2 separate regions of the Homo sapiens genome follow, and region 2 is linked to region 1. Evidence: chromatin loops called from intact Hi-C (ENCODE). Cell type or tissue: heart right ventricle. All regions are shown on one strand.

Region 1 (8,000 bases):
GGGAATTTCACATGTTGGGTCTTATTTTTCAAATTGTGATCAGCCTGTCTGGATCAAAAAAACCTGAGGTGCTTCTTAACAATGCAGTGCTGGGCCTCACCAAAAACCTACATTTAGAACCTCTCCAGGTAGTGCCAGGAGGTATGCATTTTAACACACAATCCAGGGGATTCTTCGACATAAAAAACTTAAGAACCACAAGCTTCGAGATTCAAATCCAGGCATGTATGAAGTAGCCTGAGAGAGGATATAAACAGACTGGAATGACATTTTTCTCAGTAATAGAAAAAACAGTCTTAAAATTTGTTTGGAATCAAAAAGGAGCCCAAATAGCCAAAGCAATCCTGAGCAAAAAGAACAAAGCTGGAAGCATCACCCTGCCTGGCTTCAAAATATGCTATAAGGCTACTGCAAACAAAACAGCATGGTATTGGTATAAAAAGACACATAGACCAGTGGAACAGAATAGAGAACCCAGAACTAAATCCATGTACTTATAGCCAACTGACTTTTGAAAAAAGGCATCAAGAATATATGCTGGGGAAAGGACATTCTGTCCAACAAATGGTGCTGGAAAAACTGGACATTCATATGCAGAAGAATGAAACTAGACCCCTATCTCTCACCATATGCAAAAATCAACTCAAAATGAATTAAAAACTTAAATATAAGACCCAACAGGATGAAACTACTAGAAGAAAATACAGGAGAAACACTCAAGGACCTTGATTTAGGCAAAGATTTTATGGCTAAGACCTTAAAAGTACAGGAAACAAAAAATAGACAAACGAAACTATGTTAAACTAAACTTCTGCACAACAAAGGAAACTACCAACAGAGTGAAGACACAACCTCTTGAGTGGAAGAAAATATATGCAAACTATTCATCTGACAAAGGTCTGATATCCAAAATATACAAGAAACTCAAATTACTCAACAACAAAACAACAACAAATAATCCCACTAAAAATGGGCAAGGGATCTAAACAGACATTTCTTTAAAGAAGACATACAAATGACAAACAGGTATATGAAAAAATGCTCAAAATCACTAGTCACCAGGAAAATGCAAATCAAAGCCGCAATGAGGATTGTCTTGCCCCAGTAAGATTGGCTACTAACAGGAAGCCAAAAAATAGATACCGGCAAGGATGCTGTTGGTGGGATTGTAAATTAGTACAGTCATTATGTAAAATGGAGATTTCTCAAAAAAAAACTGAAAGTAAAACTACGATACAATATAGCAATTTCATTAGTGGGTAATTTATCCAAAGGAAAGGAAATCAGTATAAGAGAGAGATACCTGCACCCCCATGCTTATTGCCGCATTATTCACAATAGCAAAGACATGGAATCAACCTAAGTATCCATCAACGAACAAGTGGATAAAGAAAATGGAGTATACATACACAATTAAATATTATTCAGCCATAATAAAGAATGAAATCCTGTCATTTTCAGCACCATGGGTGGAACTGGAGGTCATTATGTTCAGAGAAATAGGCCAGGCACAGAAAGACAAATACCACATGTTCTTACTTATATATGGGAGCAAAAAAAGATGATCTCATGGAGGTGGAGAGTGGAATGACACAAGAAGCTGGGAAAGGGGGTGGCAGGAGAGATGAAGGGAGGCTGGTTAAGGGGTACAAACATACAGTTAGAGAGAAGAAATACATTCTAGCGTCCAGTAACACAGTAGGGTGACTATAGTTAACAATAATTTATTGTACATTTCAAAATAACTAGAAGAGAAGATATGAAATATCCTCAACATAAAGAAATGATAAATGCTCAGGGAGATGGTTATCTTAAATACCCTGATCATTACACATTCTATGCATGTATCCAAATATCACACGTCCCATGTGAATATGTACAAATATTAGCAATCAATTTTTAAAAAGATTGGGAACTACGGAAACGGAAGCCTCCCTAGTAATGATTAACAGGAGTAAATTACAGGAGCACCTGAGATTTAATTAATAATAATTAATTGTGTATACTGCTTGCATACCTGCTACACGGTAAACATAATAGCACATTGCTTGATTTCTAATAAAACTCTTGAATGGTGTGCTACTCCTATATTCACAGGTGGGGACACAGTGGCTCAGAAACATTAAGTGACTGCCCAAGGACATACAGCCAGTAAGCACTAACCTGCTATTTATATAAAGATATGAGCCACAAAATCACACGGCTGTTACAGGTGAAACAGGATTATACAGTCACGCGCCACATAACGACATTTTGGTCAGCAATGGATCGACATAGGATGGTGGTCCCATAAGATGATGATACTGTATTTTTACTCTACCTTTTCTATGTTTAGATATATTTAGATACACAAATACTTACCATTGTGTTACAGTATTCAGTACGGTAACGTGCCGTAGAGGTTTGTAACCCAGGATCTACAGGCTGTACCATACAGCCTCCGTGTGTAGTAGGCTATGCCATCTAAGTTTGTATAAGTGCACTCTATGATGTTTGCATGACAAAATCACCTAATGACACATTTCTCAGAGTATTCTTGTTAAGCAGTACATAGCTGTATTTACAATTATGTATGCCCTAAAGGGCCACTAGTTAGCATTAATACATGTAAGCCAAGAGGCTTCAGCAGGGAATTCTTCCCCTCCTACAACAATTCTCCTTAGAGCCATAATAATTGAACAAGCTATCCTCTTATTTTCAGAAGGCTACAACTACAGGGGACTGAAAACAAACTAACACGACGTTTGAATTTAAAAAGACAGTAATACTTAGCCACAGCTCTCTCCAAACCACTTGGAATGGTGTTTCCAGTTGTCTGATTAGCAGGGCAGGTGGTTCCACTGCTAGGACTCACTGGGTGTCGGTTCTATCATCCCAGCACCCAACACAGGACCGTTTCAGACACACTGAGACCCAGAAGGAGCCTCAGCTCCCATCACAGGTCCAGTCTGGATGTGGTAGGGTACGAAAGGGAAGCGAGTACAATGATGAAAATCCTGATGGTGACCCCTGAGGCAGAGGAAGGCACAGCTAATGTCTGCCCACTCATGGCTTCCCACTTAACTCTGGGCTCCGCTGCCCACCTGTGGCCTGAGATGGGACGACAGGGAGCGAGAGAAACCCCTCTCTGTTTGGAGACTGCCATCACTCCCAGCCACAGACAGCCCTGATCTGTCTCTATCTCTAGACACAATAGGATCTCACCCACTACGTAGGAAAGGGTGATGTCAATTTGGAAGAGGAAGGCTACAAAAATGCAGCAACAGCCAAACATCTCCTAAGAGCAATTAACCTCAAAATAATTCGTAAGCTGGACATTTCCCATTCTAAGATATACAAAACGAGCAATTCCAGGCATATCTCATTGGTGACAGGAAAAGGAAAGCATATCTTCTGAGATCTTTCCAAATACTCCAACCCCCACAAGATGTGCTCCACTTGATGAACACTGCTTCCTGCAGCTGTTGGTTTTCTCACTGGCCTCCCTGAATCTCCCTCAGTCTGGCCTCGCCCCACAGCCACGCATTTCAAAGGCTAATGAGGTTCCTAATCTGATTTCTCCATCAATCGAGCCCTGGCTTTGCTGCGAGGAAAACGATGCCTTCGCAGCCACCAACACAGTCTGTAGACTGTATATTTAGCCTGGAGATTGAGTAGTTAGTGTACAAACATGTTTTTATCATCTGTAAGCATTCCCAAAATAAGTACCTCTGGGGACGGAATGGAAGTCTGATAGATTCCAGTCCCTAATGTGCTTTGAAATTTTCTTATCACAGAAGGGAGATCGCAGGGCTCTCTTTTTCCCATGCTCAAGATATCTTTTTGGTGACTTCACATTCTATAAGCTATTTTTAGTGGTTAAATACTCGCTTCTTAAGAGCAAAGCTGCCTCTGTCCATTTGTGGTCTGGGAATAAAAAGAATCTCAAAATATCGACAAAGTGTACAGCCCTGTTCTATTGATCTCGTCTGGCTAGAAATTACCTAAATATTTCATCAGAGCAGAAAATATACCTGGCACCTTAAAATACTGGCATAACAGTAGTTCTATATAAACTGGCTTTCTTTAGGGGATAAAAAGTCCTCTTAAAATTTGTTACTGTTCAAAAATTTTTTTTAACATTTTCAAACTGGAAATGATCAATAATTATTTTAAAAAATCAAAATCCTAATGTAAATATTGAAACCAAAAATGTTCCCAAGGCCAATTAACTTAGAGTTTTTTTAAGGATGGGAGAGGTGTGAAGAAGGATAAGATTATACCTAGGATAGGATCAATTTTGGAGTTTTATTGGAAAAATGTATACCAGTGGAATCATGTTTTTAAAAACGTGTAGAGCTTTTTTACCATAAGACACTCCCCTTTGATATCTCTAATGTCATATGTAAAAATCGCTTCATAAGGCTGGGTGAGGTGGCACATGCCTGTAATCCCAGCTACTCGGGAGGCTGAGGCAAGAGAATCACTTGAATGCTGAAGGCAGAGGTTGCTGTGAGCGGAGATCGCGCCACTGCACTCCAGCCTGGGCCACACAGCAGGACTCTTTCTCAGGAAAAAAAAAAATCAATAACATTTGTCCTTCTTTTATTTGCCATATCTGTTTGTTCAACAAGTAGAAAGCCAAATTGTGTTTTAGGGAAAGAAAAAGTGTGGTACAGACAGGACTATATGCCAACCAGATTACAACAGTTTATCAGTTATATCTGAGATTTTGCATAGCCAGTTCTTAAAACACATTTGGACTCTTAATCCTCAAGCAAGAATTTTACATGCATCCATATTGCCTGTTCCCTGCAAAGCAGCACATCTCTGCTGAAAAATGCTCACATCCGCTCCTCTGTTCACTCAACGACAAAACAGGGACATTCGGGCAGTTTTTCAAGTAAAGCTACCCACTGGCTTAGGTGGAATGCGATACCTTATTTCTTTCATTTAACTTCCATTTTGTCTCTGGAAAAATACCTAAGCAAACTGACTGCTTTTTCTGGTAAAGTAGCCATTTCTTTGTGATTGAAAATCATGAACTTTAATGAATGGGGGCCGGAAGGCTGAGCCCTCAAGACCATGGAGCAAGGGAGAGGTGAAGGCAGCTGGAGAGAAATGTGGGAGACTCCACAGAGCCTTCCCAGAAGGACGGGGCGACTTGGGCTTAACCCTGGTCCAGTTCAGGTCAGTGTCAGGGCCCAGAGAGTGCTTATCAGATGGCGGAGAACGGCGGCAGGAGCACAGGTGGCAAGGAATCTTGGAGTCTAGGTAGGAAAAGAGAGCAAAACGCGCTGAAGACAGACACTAAAGGCTGTGGGTATCAGACAGGCCCAGGCCCCACCTGCAGGAGGCTGACTCCCTGTGCCCAAGGCTCACCCGCAGCCAGAGGGAACCTTGCATCTCAGGCCAGCAGGTGGCCTGGGCTCCATCCCATCCCGTCAGCGCTGCTCAGTGGGATCTGCAGCTGCTGGTATACTCAGTGACTTCAGCTGGGAGGGGCAGATAAACATTGCAGAAAATCACTTATTTGCATTCATGACTCTTCCAGATCCTTTAAATTATCTCACTTAGCCATTAAATTATTTTGGTTAGACAGTAATTGTATTCTCTCATTAGCAAAGTGGGAGGTTTAACATTTTGCATTTCATAAGCCTGGAAAAACTGCAGTTCTTAAATCTCTTAGATAGTTAGGTTGTTAAAATTCAGAGTTAAAAAAAAAGCCTACTGCAAAAAAAAAAGAAAAAGAAAAAAAGAAATTAAAAAGTCCCCAGACTTGAGAATATGTACAGTGTTTAACAAATCCCTAAAAGCCTTTCCTGGCCATCAAGGCTGTGGACAGTGGCTCCCCCCGCACCCCCCTGCCCCGCCACCGCAGGTGACCTCTGCTCAGTGGCTCCCAAACCCAGTGCCTCTGGCCAGCCTGGGCTGTTGCGCCTTAGAGCCTGGCACGCCTTGTGCCAGAGTCCAGCATGGCCTTGAAACGTCTTAATCCACCTCTTACATTCATTGACTGTGCTGCACCATTTGACTCTTTCTTTTGAAACCACACTTTTTTCTCTGATGCTGCTCTGCTGGCTTTGTTCTCCAATTCACCCCTTCTCAGCCTTTTCTGCCCGCTCCTTGAGGAATGCCTTCTTCCCAGCTCTGTTTTAGACTTTTGTGTTCCACATTCCACTTGCTCCTCACAGGCAATCACTTTCACACCCATTGTTTCAACGCCCATTTGCATGTGGCAGCCCAGAACTTTCCTTGGAGCCTATAACTCCATAAGAATATCCTGTATGTGCCTCAATGTCTCTGAAATGAATCTCATTTTTTTCACTTGCACATCTCTTTCCTTCTAAAGTTTTACCACGTCTACCAATATGCCAGTCCCACAAGCGAGCCAATACCCACCCAACCTGTAGCCTCGGCAACACTCATTCACAAGTCCTTCAGCTGGGGCTCTCTAGATGTCCTTAGATCTAGACTCTCTCTTCCCCCAGGCCTCTCCTCAGCTGAGGGATGTGTCAGGCTTTGTCCAGATTGTTCCCATGGCCTCCTAGCGTTTTCCTCTCCTGATTTTGCTCCTCTCTGAACTATTCTTCAAGTTGCAGTCAAGTTAATTTATAAGACAACACAATGAATCTATGTTAACCCTGCTTAATATTTTTCATGGATTCCCCATACTGACAGGATAAAATCCAAACTCTTTAGAATGGCATGTATTTTACAGCAGTGCATTTGTTTGCAAAGAACGCAAATGGAGTCTCCCTAAAAGGGGTATTTATGAAAGTCTACAGAGCTATCCTATGGCACACAAAGCAGGAAGTGCACCACCAACGCCCCACTCATGACTCGCATGGCCTCGTCTCCACTTTCCCTGAGTGCCTGTGCTTCTCTCTACAGACCTGCTCAGCTGTACTTCAGGAGGTGGAGAAGAGCTGCTTCAGCCCCTGCTCTCGGTACCTCTGCTCACACATCCATCACACACCAATCAGACCTTTAGTTCATATTTTGGAAGACAAGTCTTACGCTTGTTTCAGCCAAGTCTATTGTTAGATTCCTCCAAGATCACAGAACCAACCCTTGTCCAATCAGCTCTAGCCAGGGACAGCCAGAGACAGGCATGTTAACTTGGCTCACATCTCCAGCAAGGTTGTGAATGATGGGCAGCCCCTGTAAAAAGGCATGTCTTGGGCAGGCGCCCCTAAATTTGAGTACATTGCAACAAGCAGAGCCTTTATTACCCTCTCACTCCCCAACCTTTCAGCCTGATTTCTGCCTGTAGCTCTCCCTTTCCATACCACAGTCCCGCAGTGTCCTGGGTTCCCGATGCATTTCCACTCTTGTTTACATGCACATGTGCTATTTATCTGCTTAGAATGCTTTCTCCTCTCTCCAAAGCTACCCTTGAACCCCAGGAACCATATACTTGGCAAACTACTAGTTGTCCTTCAAAATTCTGCGTAAATGTCACCTTCTCTTTGAACATCCTTAAAATCCACCCCCCTAGAATTAGACGTTCCATCTCAAGGATCCCGTCATGCTTTAAACATCTTCCAGTAGTACTTAAATGCACTGTACTGACATCTTTCATTTCCATCTCTCTTCTTAACAAAGAGCATCCCCTTTTAAAAATATTTTCTTTTATTTTTTTAATTGGCACATAATGTTCATGGGATACATAGTGATGATACATACAATGTATAGTGATCAGATCAGGGTAATTAGTGTATTTATCTTCTCAAACATTTGTCATTTCTCTGTGTTGGGAACATTCAATATCCTCCTTCTAGCTATTTGAAAGCATATCATGTATTATTGTTAACTATAGTCATCCTACAGACCTGCGGAACACCAGGACTACTCATCCTATCTAGCTGTAATTTTTTATCCTTTAAAGAATGTCTCCCTATCTCCCTTTTCCCTTCCTCTTCCCAGCCTCTAGTACCCTCTAAAGAACATCTGTTTTAATAGCAAAGTCCATATTTCTTGGTTACTGCTTAGGCACCAAGCATGGCTCTTGAGACACG
Region 2 (8,000 bases), 230 kb before region 1:
AAGTTTTTATGTCAGATTCTCTAAATTTGAACCAATATCTGCCTGATCTAAAATTTCCAAAATCAGAGAAATACTGAAGCTGGAAGGCACGGGGTCTAATGCCCTCATTTTGTAGATAAGGAAACCTGGACCTAAAAAGATTAAGTGGAGTGACAAAAATCACAAAACAAACTATTTAATAGAGATGGAACTAGGGTTAAATTCTTCTGACTCCCTGAAAAGACTTTTCAATACCAGTTGTCTCATTTACAGTTTACTTCTTTAGAGCTAATTTCTAGTTAAAAATTCAAACTCCTGGATGATATTTCTAAATCCCAGTTGCTTAGTTTTACACTTTAATTTGATAGCACAGTTTTTATATGTTCTTAATATGGTGTGATTCTACAGAGAAGGGAAATGGTTTTTTTATTGCTCTTACTGCTGCTTTTGTAGCACACACAAAAAAAGTCACAATATCAAAAATCTTCCAAAGCTTAGGTTTACTCTATTCAACTCTAATTTTAGTCCACAATTCTAACTTTGTGAAGGGCATGCATAGGCCCTTTCCATTCACTAAACGTTTCAGTGCTTGGGTTTGCTTCCCCAGACTTGCTCATTCATTCAGAGGTGACTCTCATTACCCGCATTTTGCAAGGGTCCCCTTGCAGCTTCCAATGTTACAGTCACATGGTACACATCAGATCAGCTCAGATTACAGAGTTAGGTACGGTTACGTTTACTTACTTCTCTTTGGTAAAACGCTAAAATGTCCCTGTCTGTTTATTATATTAGAAGATGGTTAAGTGCCTTTCCTGAATAAGAAGCCCTTATGTTCCACTTGGCTGTGAGTAACTTAAAAGTCTCTGGAGATGATCATGTCTGTTCTCAGAGGTTCTCCCTGCAGACTGATTGTGTAAAACAAATCTGCTTCTTCTCTGGACACACTTGGAAGTCTTTCCCCTCTCTTGTTCCCACTGATTTAAAAACCTGTTTCTCTGCTCCAGATCAGAAGAAAATGTTACTTTCCTAGTCAAAGATTTTGCATTGACCAAGGCTAATTAGATAGTCCAATTTATCTTTCAAAATTTGAAATCAAGTTTTATTCCCCTCAGCAACAATTTCCACCAATATGGTGTGACCATGTGATTTCCCCAGTAGACAAGCATATGAATAAAAGAAGAGCTGTTTAGAAATATCTTGATAGAAAACGAACTGTGAAATTCATAGCATATGTCTACGCCGTGGGAAACAACTGCTTCCAAAAGAAATGAGCCTAATTTTCTGACCCACTGGTGTGAGAGTGAGTGGACTTGGATCAAGTGCAAAGGAAGCCATCTGAGGATCTAGGGCCCCAGAGGAAGGGAACACGCTGAGGACCCTGCCCTTTGAACAGGTGAAGGCCCAGCTAACTTCTAGGCTCAGGACTAGGAGGAGATGGAATCATTATCGATGGTCAGATTGAAATAACTCTGGTTAAAATAGTCACATAATTGAAGCAGGATTCCAGTTTTAACATTGAATTATTGATTCATTCCTCCCTTCCTTCTCCATGTACAAACGCAGCCTAGCAATCTGAATTTGCAATTTAAAATACACTTTCTAAATGTCCGTCTGTCTCCCCTCCCCCTCTTTTTGTCTTTCCACAGCTTCAGCCAAAAAAAATAAAAATGGAATGGAATTTCTCAGAAACTATTAGGGAGCCAAAAAATATGCAAGATGCATTAGGGTTATGTCAGATCTAGGATCTAAGGAAAATAAGACATCCAGGAAATGTTTAAAAATCAGATCCCATCTAAGAGGACGCAGTCTTTGGATTGGCGCCTTCATGACCAGCAGGAATGATGCAGGAAGGATTATAGAGTCACTCATTCCCCAGTCAGATCTCACTTTTCCTGACGGCAAAATAAAACCGTGTCTCCACACAGCAGTAAAATTCATATTGCACTGATCAGTCGGGTTTTTATTGCTGATTAGGTTTCCTGAATAAAGAAAGTTCAGTAGTAGCCTTAATGAAAAAGCTTCCAATTTGATGGATGGGGAGAGTTTGAGCCTCATTTACTAGTACTATTTTGGTTAAGGTCTTCAAGATTTTACCAAATTGTCCTTGCAATAGTTTCAGCATATGCAACCGGCTGTTTTCCCAGCAAAAGAGCTATTGGCCTGGAAGCCCCACGAGCACTGCAGAGTGGCAAGTGGAAGGTCACAGACACTGCAGTGCACGGGAAAGTTCAGCAGGGCTGGACTGCAGCCTCATCTGTCCATGACCGCTGCACCATGCTGAGCAATTCACTTCATTTCACGGGCCCTACCTTCCTTCTCTGTAAAATGGGAAGTTGGCCAGGGGCCGTGGCTCATGCCTGTAATCCCAGCACTTTGGGAGGGTGGGGAGGCTAGAGTCCAGAAGTTCAAGACCAGCCTGGGCAACATAGTGAGATCCCCATCTCTACAAACAATTTTTTAAAAGTTAGCCGGGTATGGTGATGTGTGCCTGTAAGTCCCAGCTACTCGGGAGGCTGAGGCGGGAGGATTGCTTGAGGCTGGGAGGTTGAGGCTGCAGTGAGCCAAGATGGTGTGACTCCACTCCAGCCTAGGCGACCCCATCTCTTAAAAAAGAAAAATGCCAGGTGAAACCACTATGGCTCTAGCAACAGGAGAAAGCAAATGTTCTGATCACATTGAATCTGAGTTGTTTCCTGAGGACACTTCAGCCAAAATAACCACAATAAAAATAGCGTAGCATAAGGAGTTTCTACAGTAACAAGGGTAAAATAGCCAGAAGAAGTTCCTGTCAGATTTCTTGCACATTCCTCTGTTTGTTTTCATGGGAAAAGCTATATTTTTACATAGAAGCAGCAATATAATTTGCTATTGAGATACCAAGGTTCATATGTTTGTTCATAGATTGTTTATTATAAAAAAAAAATGTAAAGCCTGTTCACTCTAATCTGTGTGTGGTGGGGGAAGTTGGGGGCGAGGCAAGGACTCTCAATAGTGCCTTTCAAGTGAGCTCCGAAATAGCAGGGAACGATGCCTGGCACAGAGTAGGGCTCAACAGTGTTTACTGAAGAATACATTCATATACCGAAGAGCATCATGTTATTCATAACTTTGTTAGCAACTGATTGCATGACAAACAAAATGGGAAACATTAAAATATTTTAAATGTTATATAATTTATTTTTTGAAATGACTGAAAAAGAAAATAAATGAAAAAAAGGGGAATTTTTGCCACGTCGTGGATGAAATAGGCTTTTAAAGTGATAGTCAGAGCCTGACTTTTTTTCTATGATACAATATATTACAAGTTAAAAAAATGACATAGCTGCAAATTACTGAAAGACAGTCCGTCTGCAAGAGGAGCACAGCTCGCAGATAGAAACCACTGGGCCATGGAGAACTCCTCAGGCAACTTTTAGCAAATTACCTGCTGGCATTTTCTACAACATACGGCTGCAAGGCAGATGCGGAAAGTCTGCACTTTCCCTTCAGGCTGGAAGAGACGTCCGTCCTCTCATGCGCACGTGGGGTTGCAGGTAGGGCATAGAGGGTGGGCACCAGGAAGGACGCCATGGGAGACAGCCTGGGGACCCCTTTTCTTTTTCCTCGGGAGCAACTGCCCCATGTAAACCTCTCCCCTCTGTCCCTCATTTCTCCTCCCTTCTCCCTCTGTCTTAAATACTGGCTTAAGTGGGAAGTGTGGACAGCAGCCCCTGACCCGGCTGGCACCGAGGACATGGTCAGAGAGCAGCCACCTTCCAGAAAGCCCTGTTCCACCGGGCGCTGGCTGCTCCGCAGAGAGCCAGCCACGGGCGGCAGCCACGGGCGGAGTGGACGGCCCTGGACCCCGAGACGGGGGCAGAGCACCTTCCCGGCCCCGCCAGCCTCTTCCATGACCCCTCTGTCCTGACTCCTCCGTGACCGATACAAGACACTCAGGTGCCAGTCCCAGGAAAATCCGCTTCCTCCAAGCACCAGGGCTCCAGGCTCCCAATCACTCTCTTCTCTTTCTTCGTTATAAACAATTCGCTTCAGGGATCCCGTCAGTCCGTTATGTGTTCACGTGATACAGTGATTTGCCCGTGAGGATGTGACAGCCCACAGATGTTTGTATACTGAAGGACATCTGGTGTTCTCATTCGTAATATGTGGGGGATGCTGCTTCTGAGCAGGGGATTTTATGGCACCAGAGTCTCTGATGTCTTCAAACTATTCAGTAGGAAATAAAACATAATGAAATAAATTAACTGATTTATGTTTTTTAATCTTTACCCAATGGAGAGGTAGGGTTCTAATTTCTAATTTTTCGTAACAGACTGAAATTCAAAAAGGTTGAGCAACTTACTCAGATCTACATAACTCCATATTCCAAATATTATACATTTTGTACTTCATCACATAAGAATTTTCAGTAATATTCAGAATAATTAATTTTGAAAGCAAATGCAGAGTCTTTTCTATGTATGATGTTAGGACACAGGATCATCATACCTAAAATAGCAGGTGCTTGTAAGCTAGAAAGACCTGAGATTGGATATCAGCCCACCTGTTCTGAGACTAAGGGAAAGGCCTTCAAGCCTTCTGAGAATCATTCTCATCTGTGTGACGAGGGATTATGAATGTTTACCTGAATAGCTGTATTTAAATACTCCAACGAGTAGAAATAATCCTTGTTTAATGTTTCATATTTTTGAGAAGAAGAAAAATGGCCTGTTCTTTGGGAACTTATGTTTTTAAAAAATTACTAAAAGATACTAACAACTGTTATCATAAGTGCCTGTTTATTATATCTTCATTTTAAAAATATATATCAATCATAATGGTAGAATAATTTCAAAAATCTCTCTTGGAAACCCAAAACATACCAGTCTGGTGTTAAGACAAAAAAATGGAATGTTCTCCCAAATGAGAAAAGTAACTTCTTATTCTTGTGCAATGAAAAGAAAAAATTAAAAAAAAAAAAAGAAAATTAACTTCATAGGTTTTCACATAGAATGCAAACCCAGGGGTAATGCTGAAGAGACTCTGAGTGCTTCAGGGTTACGTGGAGGCTCGTCTTTCAGCCTCTGCAAGGAAATACTGGAGACACACAATAGGCAGGTCCTTCATGACCGAAAACCTTGCCTTCAGCTTTGCTTCCTTTCCACCCATCCCCTAGTGGCAGCAATTTATGGAACTGTCCAATACATAGAACTTCTGAACCATAAATAGAATTCACCAGAAGGAGCTTAACTATTTAAATGAAGATCATAATTCCCTCCCAGAGACATCATACATTTAAAAATCCATTCCATATAGCACGTTTAAAAAAATTTTAGAGACGAGTGTCTCACTGTGTTGCCCAGGCTGAACTCGAGCTCCTGGGCTCAAGCCACCGCCCTGCCTCAACCTTTTCAGTAGCTGGGACTGCAGGGATGTGCCTGGCCACACGTATTTTCGAGCTCCTTGTATGTGCACAATTTTTGGTGGCCATTAGAGAAGATGCAAAAATGATTAAGTGAAGGCAAGTTCCGGGAATTGACGTGGGATGGGAATGGCAGCCTAGCACACAGTGCCGTCAGCCTGGAGTGGGTGGTATAGCAGCTCCCCTCTTCGGCAGTTTCACTTGCTGGCCTTTCAGTTATTGGCAGGCAACCGAGAGTGAGATCACATGTGCATAACTTTTATTACATTATATTGTTATAATTGTTCTATTTATTATTTTATTGTTAAACCTTATCCTAGGTATGTATGTATACAAGAAGATATAGTATGTATAGGTTTGATACTATCTGCAGTTTTAGGAATGCACGAGGGGTCTTGGGACCTATTCCCCAAGGATAATGGGGATAACTATATAAACAAGTAGCATGGGATGGTAGAGGTAGGAGCATTGCTGCCTGGGCCACTTAGAAAAGGCTTTGGAGAAAATGACATTTGAGAATATATAGAGAATGGGAGGAAGGTATAATTCAGACATAGAGAGCAATGTGAGCACAAGGGAAGTGTAAATATGAATGATGCTCTGAGCAACAGCAGCAGGTTTTCTAGTTTGACTAGAGCAAGGAATACATGGTAGCAAGAGGTATCATTGTGTTAGGCAGAGTAAGGTCCCCCATTTGTGTCCATGGGCCAGACCTGGAACCTATGAAAATGTTATGTTTCATAAGGGGAAGTAGAGTTGCTATAAGCTAACCCAAATATAGGGAGATTATCTGGGCAGCCTAGCATAATCAGGACGGTCCTTGTAAGTAGAAGAAGGAGGCAGAAGAAGCCAGAGAGATGTGATGTGAGAAGGACTGACCTGCATTGCTGGCTTTGACAATGGAAGAAGGGGCCCCAAGCCGGGGAATGCAGGCAGCCCCGGAGGAGCAGGAGAAGACCAGGAAATGGATTTTTTTCTCAAGACTCCAGAATGACATGCAGCCCTGAGAACACCTTGATTTCAGCCCAGTGAGACCCACATCATGTGTTTGAGCTACAGAACCACAAGATCCTGATCCACATCACATGTCCGAGCTACCAAACTGCAAGATTGCGATCTGTGTTGTTTTAAGCCACTGAGTGTGTAGTCGTTTGTTACAGCAGCCACAGGAAACTACCAGAGAGGAGAGTGGAAAGCTTTACCGGGCAAGACTGGGAGGGCTCAGGTGCATCGCAGCGACGTCTGGACTTTATTCTAAGAATGTAATGCGTGAAAAGGGAATCACACGATGGATTCTGTGCTTGGAAAGCTGAATTTGCAGGCAACGTGGAGAGTACCCTGGAGGAGAGAGTGAGGCTGAAGGATGGAGGAGCACTGAGGGGGTTGTTGCAATGACAAAAGGCACTGAGTTGGTGCCATCGGTCTAGAGATAGAAATAGATCTAAAGACATAGTCATAAAACAGGGTGTCGAGCTAGTGCCACAGATGTCACATGCCTATTTCATATGTCCAGTGTCGTAGAGCTGGAGGTTCAAGGAAAGTCTCGGTAGCCAATTTGAAGGCTGGTATAGGCCTATTTCGCAAAGCTCAGAAACCAGAACCAATTCAGTTTCTCTAAAACACTAACCAATTTGTCTCCCTTTTCAGGTTTTATTATTGATAGCATTCAGATCATGTTTTCAGTCATTCATGACTATGTTTTAAAATTTCTCCCAAGATAAAAAAATCATGCAAAATAGCAACTTAAGAAAAGATTGGTTTGGTCAGGGCGTGGTGGCACATGCCTGTAATCCCAGCACTTTGGGAGGCCGAGATGGGTGGATCACAAGGTCAGGAGTTTGAGACCAGCCTGGCCAATATGGTGAAACCTCGTCTCTACTAAATATACAAAAATTAGCCAGGCATGGTGACAGGTGCCTGTAGTCCCAGCTACTCGGGAGGCTGAGGCAGGAGAATTGCTTGAACCTGGGAGGCGAAGGTTGCAGTGAGCCAAGATAGTGCCATTGCACTCCAGCCTGGGCAACAGAGCGAGACTCCATCTCAAAAAAAAAGAAAAAAGAAAAAAGAAAAGATTGGTTTGGCAATGCAGTCTTCTGTAACTCAACAATATAACACAGATGGCTGGACTCAGAAACCTAGGGGTCCAGCCATACTGCATAGAACTCAGAGGACAACCGGAGAATTTCATGTGTGATCACTTTCTCAGCCACAGCCCAGCCGGATTTGTATCAATACGACTAGATATCTTATTTATCTGAATAAACCCCATTCCTGCAAAGTATTTGGAAATAAGAAATCGACCCCTTTTATATTAGTTGCTTTCACTCACTCATCTGGAAAAAAAAAAAATGGACAATGGCTAAAGGCCAGGCCTTTGCTTGCTGGGCATGGGCGGTAGCACTTCCCTGCCCTGCATGTGCTGAGACTCTCGGGGAGGCCATGAGAGAGTGCATTTTTAGAGGGTGTGTAATAGAGGCGTGCACTAGGCACAGGAAAAGCACAGAGCCCAAAACTCAGGCTGGAGAATTAGCAAAGGCTTCTTGGAGGAGATTGGTTTTGAAGGCTGTATGGGAACCGCTAAGACAGAAGGGAGGGCAGACAGAACGCAGAAGAAGATAGA

The links. A loop is a pair of places that touch in the nucleus more often than their neighbours do. Peaks named below come from ENCODE experiments on the same cell type or tissue, not always from the same donor. Only the 100,000 strongest peaks of a DNase experiment are listed, where the experiment ranks them.
Region 2: a loop joins it to region 1, with 7 times the contacts of the local background. A loop is called at or near these places in 4 of 110 quality-filtered maps.

What each region holds. Positions count from the first base shown.
Region 1 is chr4:186,944,229-186,952,228 of GRCh38, reverse strand. The region is part of intron 1 of LOC102723906 (a long non-coding RNA gene); the gene reads right to left. Among named protein-coding and RNA genes, the nearest start is that of FAT1, 220 kb to the right of the region's middle. RefSeq lists an enhancer at 4,789-5,576. In heart right ventricle, CTCF peaks have their summits at 3,069 and 5,380 (motif pointing right); DNase peaks (open chromatin) are centred at 3,078 and 3,542; H3K4me3 peaks cover 628 bases; H3K27ac peaks cover 2,300 bases.
Region 2 is chr4:187,172,520-187,180,519 of GRCh38, reverse strand. No RefSeq gene overlaps it. Among named protein-coding and RNA genes, the nearest start is that of LINC02374, 25 kb to the left of the region's middle. In heart right ventricle, no CTCF peak of the experiment used is centred here; no DNase peak of the experiment used is centred here; H3K27ac peaks cover 2,673 bases; H3K27me3 peaks cover 429 bases.